2 separate regions of the Homo sapiens genome follow, and region 2 is linked to region 1. A link is a contact called in ENCODE Hi-C or POLR2A ChIA-PET data. All regions are on one chromosome and are shown on one strand. The core of a region is the stretch at or near the end of the contact, and the rest is flanking DNA. Distances in the headings are between cores, read along the strand shown. Region 1 overlaps UBE4B (ubiquitination factor E4B). Region 2 overlaps KIF1B (kinesin family member 1B).

Region 1 (2,700 bases), core at 121-2,620:
AGTGAAATTCTGTGACTGATTTTGTTCCCAGTTATGCTAATTGATACCAGACTCTGTTGATGGACTGAAGAGCAGATGTCTGATGTCACCACATAGTCTACAGCCACTTCCAAATGCCTTACTGCACTTTGTGCTTAGACAGTACATTGGATTATTCATGTTGATGTCATGACATATTTTTACCATTATTGATTCCTATATTTTACTTATAGAAAAAGCATAAGGTGCCGGGTGCGGTGGCTCACGCCTGTAATCCCAGCACTTTGGGAGCCCAAGGCGGGCAGATCACGAGGTCAGGAGATGGAGACCATCCTGGCTAACACAGTGAAACCCCATCTCTACTAAAAGTACAAAAAATTAGCTGGGCGTGGTGGTGGGCACCTGTAGTCCCAGCTACTCAGGAGGCTGAGGCAGGAGAATGGCGTGAACCCGGGAGGCAGAGCTGGCAGTGAGCCGAGATGGTGCCACTGCACTCCAGCCTGGGCGACAGAGTGAGACTCCATCTCAAAAAAAAAAAAAAAAGAAGAAGAAAAAGCATAAGGTAACAGCTGTTGACAATGGAAGGATATTAAGTAGAATAATTGAGACCGTGTAAAATCTTTGGCTCTCTTAGCTGTACCTTTGTTACACTCAGGAAGCCAAAGGTTAATGGGAGCCGGCCATCACTAGGGTTTATGGTGGATTGCAAATAGTCAGAATGTTTGTTCTCAACTAGTAAGACCTGGTTCCTATTTCTAAAATTGAAACTGAGCAGCATCACTGAAGATTTCTGCCCTGCTTCAGCCACCCCCACCACAAAGTTGAAAAGTTTTATGGTGTGGCCAGGACAAGGGTAGTGAGGAAGGCAAGACGGGGACCTAAGATTCGGTAGCCATTTGCCTATGTGGAGACATGTTTACTTTACAATGGAATATGACGTTACTGCATATTTCCCCTGATTTTCTGTATTTGCTCTTACCTTCGTTATGTGACTCTCTGTTATGTGACTCCTGTCATCAGCAGAGGCACTATTGCCACTCCCTGGCCTGGGGACAACTCTTTTCCACTCTTTTAACTTTCCACCTCATGTCTCTTCATAAACAGATTTCAGTGCAAGAGCCATGGAACACGAAACAAAACAGCTCAGACACTGGCCTCCCTTAAAAGTTTGCAAAGTGCAAGGCCATGGAGCATGAAACAAAACAGCTCACTGGCCAGACACTGGCCTCCCTTCAAGGTTTGCAGAATTCTGTGAAGGCCAGATAGTAAATAGTTGATTAATTCCTTTGTAACAAGGTCAACACCCACCTATTTTGTACACTTGTTGGGAAGACTAAGCGAAAACACACATAGAAGTACCTGGCATAAGGCCAAGCACGGTGGCTCATGCCTGTAATCCCAGCACTTTGAGAGGCCAAGAAGGGTGGATCACCTGAGGTCAGGAGTTCCAGACCAGCCTGGCCAACATGGCGAAACCCCGTCTCTACTAAAAATACAAAAATTAGCCAGGCGTGGTAGTGCATGCCTGTAATCCCAGCTACTTGGGAAGCTGTGGCAGGAGAATCACTTGAACCCAAAAGGCAGAGGTCGCAGTGAGCCGAGATCACGCCACTCCAACCTGGGTAACAGAGCAAGACTCTTCTCAAAAATAAATAAATAAATTTATTTTAAGGCCTGCTCATAGACCTGAGCCATCTGTACACTGTAGCCCTGTTCTTTTGGCCCCAGCCTGTGCCTGTGCCTGCTGTGATGTTTTCATTTCCTTTGCTACACTATTTACTATCTGGCCTTTGCAGACAAAGTGTAAAGGCATTTCATTTTGCAAACCTTTAAGGTTTGCATTTTCACCTTCTTTACTGACTAGCTCAGATCTCTCCTACTTCAAACAGAATGACCAACTCTGTCCTGTTATGACTCTTTTATTTCACAGCTTCTCAACAGTGAAATACAGGAGTACTCTGTGCAAAAGCAAATTCTTGAAAAGCTAAGTATATGTTGAATTTGTATAAATCCAGTTATTACATTTCATGAAAACCTTGTGACTTAAAGGAATGCTTTCGTGACTCCCTTTTATGGCCAGTGTTTAATGCTCTCTAAGCCACATCTTCCTGTTTCAGGTTTGCTTAAAACCATGTATGCCCAACCGTAGTGGGTACTGAGTCACCTTGTGAGATTACAGCATAGATTATTACTATTTTCCAGGTGTTTCATTTAAGTTTACTCTGTCTCATTGACTAGATTTAAAACTATTCAAGGCATAACTTTTATCTTCTTTCCTTGCATTACTTTGTTATTTGTATCTGATAAGTACATAAGAATGACACAGACTGAACTGCCAGGGGCTTTTAACATTTATGGGGAAAAAAGTTTATGAAATACTGGCTGGAAGAGCTGACTCAAAACTTTTTTTGCTCAGATAATGGTAAGATTTGTATAATTTTCTCTCTTTTACTTGTTTCTCAATGAATTTGGAGTGATACTTTTTTTAATTAAAAGCATAAATGTAAAGAAAAGTTTGGCTTCTTTTGGTATTTATAAATAAATATTTCATCAGCCTGCAACATTCCATTAAGTATTAGAATTATCAGATCAGAAATGGGGAGTAAAGTTGAAATATAATGTTGTCTTTCTTCAGCTTATGATACACAGCACCTGTAAGGATTCTTTGAAGATTAATCCAACCAATTCCTGTTCCTCCACTGAAATGGGAGTTTTTGGTCC
Region 2 (2,755 bases), core at 110-2,609, 84 kb after region 1:
ACACACCACCATGCCTAGCTAACTTTTGTATTTTTTGTGGAGATGAGATTTCACCATGTTGCCCAGGCTGGTCTCAAATTCCTGTACTCCAGCGATCCTCCTGCCTGAGCTTCCCAAAGTGCTGGGATTATAAGTGTGAGTCACCGAGCCAGGTCATAAAGACAGTTTTTTTTTGTTTTGAGATGGAGTTTTGCTCTTTTGTACCCAGGCTGGAGTACAGTGGTGTGATCTTGGCTCACTGCAACCTCCACCTCTCGGGTTCAAGCAATTCTCCTGTCTTACTTAGCCTCCCGAGTAGCTGGGATTACAGGCGTGCCCCACCACGCTGCACTGATTTTTTATATTTTTAACAGAGATGGGGTTTCACCATGTTGGACAGGCTGGTCTGCAACTCCTGACCTCAGGTGATCTGCCCACCTCAGCCTCCCAAAGTACTGGGATTACAGATGTGAGCCACTGTGCCTGGCCAATAAAGAGAATTTTAAACAATGCCTACAGTGTGATTTTAGTGGGGTGGCCACATACATGTAGGTGTGCACATGTATTTCCATGAAAATGCCTTCCTGCCTTTAGCCTTGACAATGCTGCATATAGGGAATAAGCATTTAAATGATGGTGTCTGGGCTAAGAGTGTGAACTCTGGAGCCAAACCCTCCAAAATTGCATCCTGAATCTGCCACTAGCTAGCTCTGGAGCCATGAATAACTTATTTAACCTCTCTGTGATGGTTTATCTATCTGTAAAATGGGGGTAATGAAACATCTGGCTCATTGAGTGCTTGGGAGCATCAAATAGGTTAGTAGGTCTGGTGTGGTGGCTCACACCTGTAATCCCAGCACTTTGGGAAGCTGAGGCATGAGGATGGCTTGAGCCCAGGAGTTTGAGACCAGCCTGGGCAACATAGTGAGACTCCCATCTCTACAAAAAAGAAAAATAATTAGCCGGGTGTAGTGGCATGAACCTGTGGTCCCATCTACTCCAGAGGCTGAGGTGGGAGGATCACTGGAGCCCAGGAGGTTGAGTCTGTAGTGAATTGTGGTTGTACCACTGTACTCCAGTCTGGGCCTCAGAGTTAGATCCTGTCTCAGGAAAAAAAAAGGTTCGTAGACAGAAAGTACTTATGGCTCAGAGTAAGTGTTCTGTGAATGTTGGCTGTTTTTTAAATCTTGCATTTAATTCCTCTTTGGTTAGAAGTATACTTCTTTGCTTGGATTACCATTTGCATGTGGAGAGATGTTCCTTCTAGAACCATGTCTCCTTGTCACATGATTATGTACAGTGTGAGCTTTATTAATACTCTGTCAGCATTTGAGGTTGGAACATAAATGCGTGGCTGTACCCAGTGGAATCCAGCAAGAGAGAGAACTAAGCACCGTAGCAACTGTTGCTATTTGTGTACTGAGCAACAGCTGTGCGAGACAGATTTATTTTTTAATCCTGATCTCACTGATAGCCTGGGATGTGGCCTTGCCACATCTCAAAGGAGTAGATTGGTTGAGATATCCAGTCTTTGAGGAGATTTCATGACCACATGCCATAAAGATTCTGTTTCATTTCAAATATGAGGAGCTAAAGCTTTGTGTGTATGAGTGAGGGAGAAAGATTAAGCTTTAAAGCATTCATAGTCAGTCCCTGAAATATAGTGTGACTGGATTAATGACATGATAAATCACTTTTAATGTGGGTGGTGAGACTTCATGCATTTCAGTCAAAAAAGTAATTTTGCTGTAATGTGGTTCATTTCCAAATTTTGGCTGCTAACTTACCTAGGATGGATAAACATTATCACAGAGTATTTACTGAGCATCTACTTTATACCAGGGTCTTTTCTGAATACTGGTAACATGCAGTTAATTACACTCCAAAATGACTTAGTCTGTGATTCCACTATATACTACATTACATAAATACACACACACTAATCATTTACATACTTGTCAACCTTAGATTTCAGAAATAACACTGTATTTGTAATGAATGCTTCATTACCAAATGCTTTTCTGAAGTACATAGTAAGATCTTTAAAAAGAGCTTTCATGGCCAGGCGCGGTGGCTCACGCTTGTAATCCCAGCACTTTGGGAGGCCGAGGCGGGTGGATCACAAGGTCAGGAGATCAAGACCATCCTGGCTAACACGGTGAAACCCCGTCTCTACTAAAAATACAAAAAAATTAGCTGGGCGTGGTGGCGGGCGCCTGTAGTCCTAGCTACTCAGGAGGCTGAGGCAGGAGAATGGCGTGAACCTGGGAGGTGGAGCTTGCAGTGAGCCGAGATCGTGCCACTCCCCTTCAGCTAGGGCGACAGAGGGAGACTCTGTCTCAAAAAAAAAAAAAAAAAAAAAAAAGCTGCTTTCAAATAGTGGTTGGATTCATTCAATAACTTTCTAATTTTCATTTCTCTTTTTTTTCTTGAGATGAAGTCTTACTCTGTCACCCAGGCTGGAGTGCAGTGCATTAATATCAGCTCAGTGCAACCTCTGCCTCCCGGGTTCAAGTGATTCTCCTGCCTCAACCTCCCCAGTAGCTGGGATTATAGGCACACACCACTATTTCTGGCTAATTTTTGTGTTTTTGGTAGAGATGGGGTTTCACCATGTTCGCCAGGCTAGTCTCGAATTCCTGACCTCAAGTGATACACCTGCCTTGGCCTCCCAAAGTGCTGGGATTACAAGTGGGAGCCACCGCGCCCAGCTCCATTTCTGATGTGTTCCAATATTTCAGGGCTTAACGGGTGCCTTGAAATAGTAATGTGGGCC

Evidence for each region. A loop is a pair of places that touch in the nucleus more often than their neighbours do. ChIA-PET counts read pairs that join two places held with the same protein, here RNA polymerase II (POLR2A). Pooled maps may share reads with other maps.
Region 2: a pooled map shows a loop between it and region 1 (4-fold over the local background). The contact joins two enhancer-like sites. A Hi-C loop is called at or near these places in 2 of 50 pooled maps. POLR2A ChIA-PET finds 5 or more read pairs at or near these places in 8 of 52 experiments (GM10248, H1, HEK293 and 4 more).

Annotation. Positions count from the first base shown.
Region 1 is chr1:10,168,386-10,171,085 of GRCh38, forward strand. The region is part of intron 24 of UBE4B (ubiquitination factor E4B); the gene reads left to right. Among named protein-coding and RNA genes, the nearest start is that of KIF1B, 41 kb to the right of the region's middle. RefSeq lists an enhancer at 2,159-2,208. Within about 2 kb of position 1,371, at least 3 of the 41 ENCODE cell types and tissues checked have a DNase peak (open chromatin) inside an H3K27ac peak, as active enhancers do.
Region 2 is chr1:10,252,557-10,255,311 of GRCh38, forward strand. All of the region lies in intron 2 of KIF1B (kinesin family member 1B), which reads left to right. Among named protein-coding and RNA genes, the nearest start is that of KIF1B, 43 kb to the left of the region's middle. Within about 2 kb of position 1,360, at least 9 of the 41 ENCODE cell types and tissues checked have a DNase peak (open chromatin) inside an H3K27ac peak, as active enhancers do.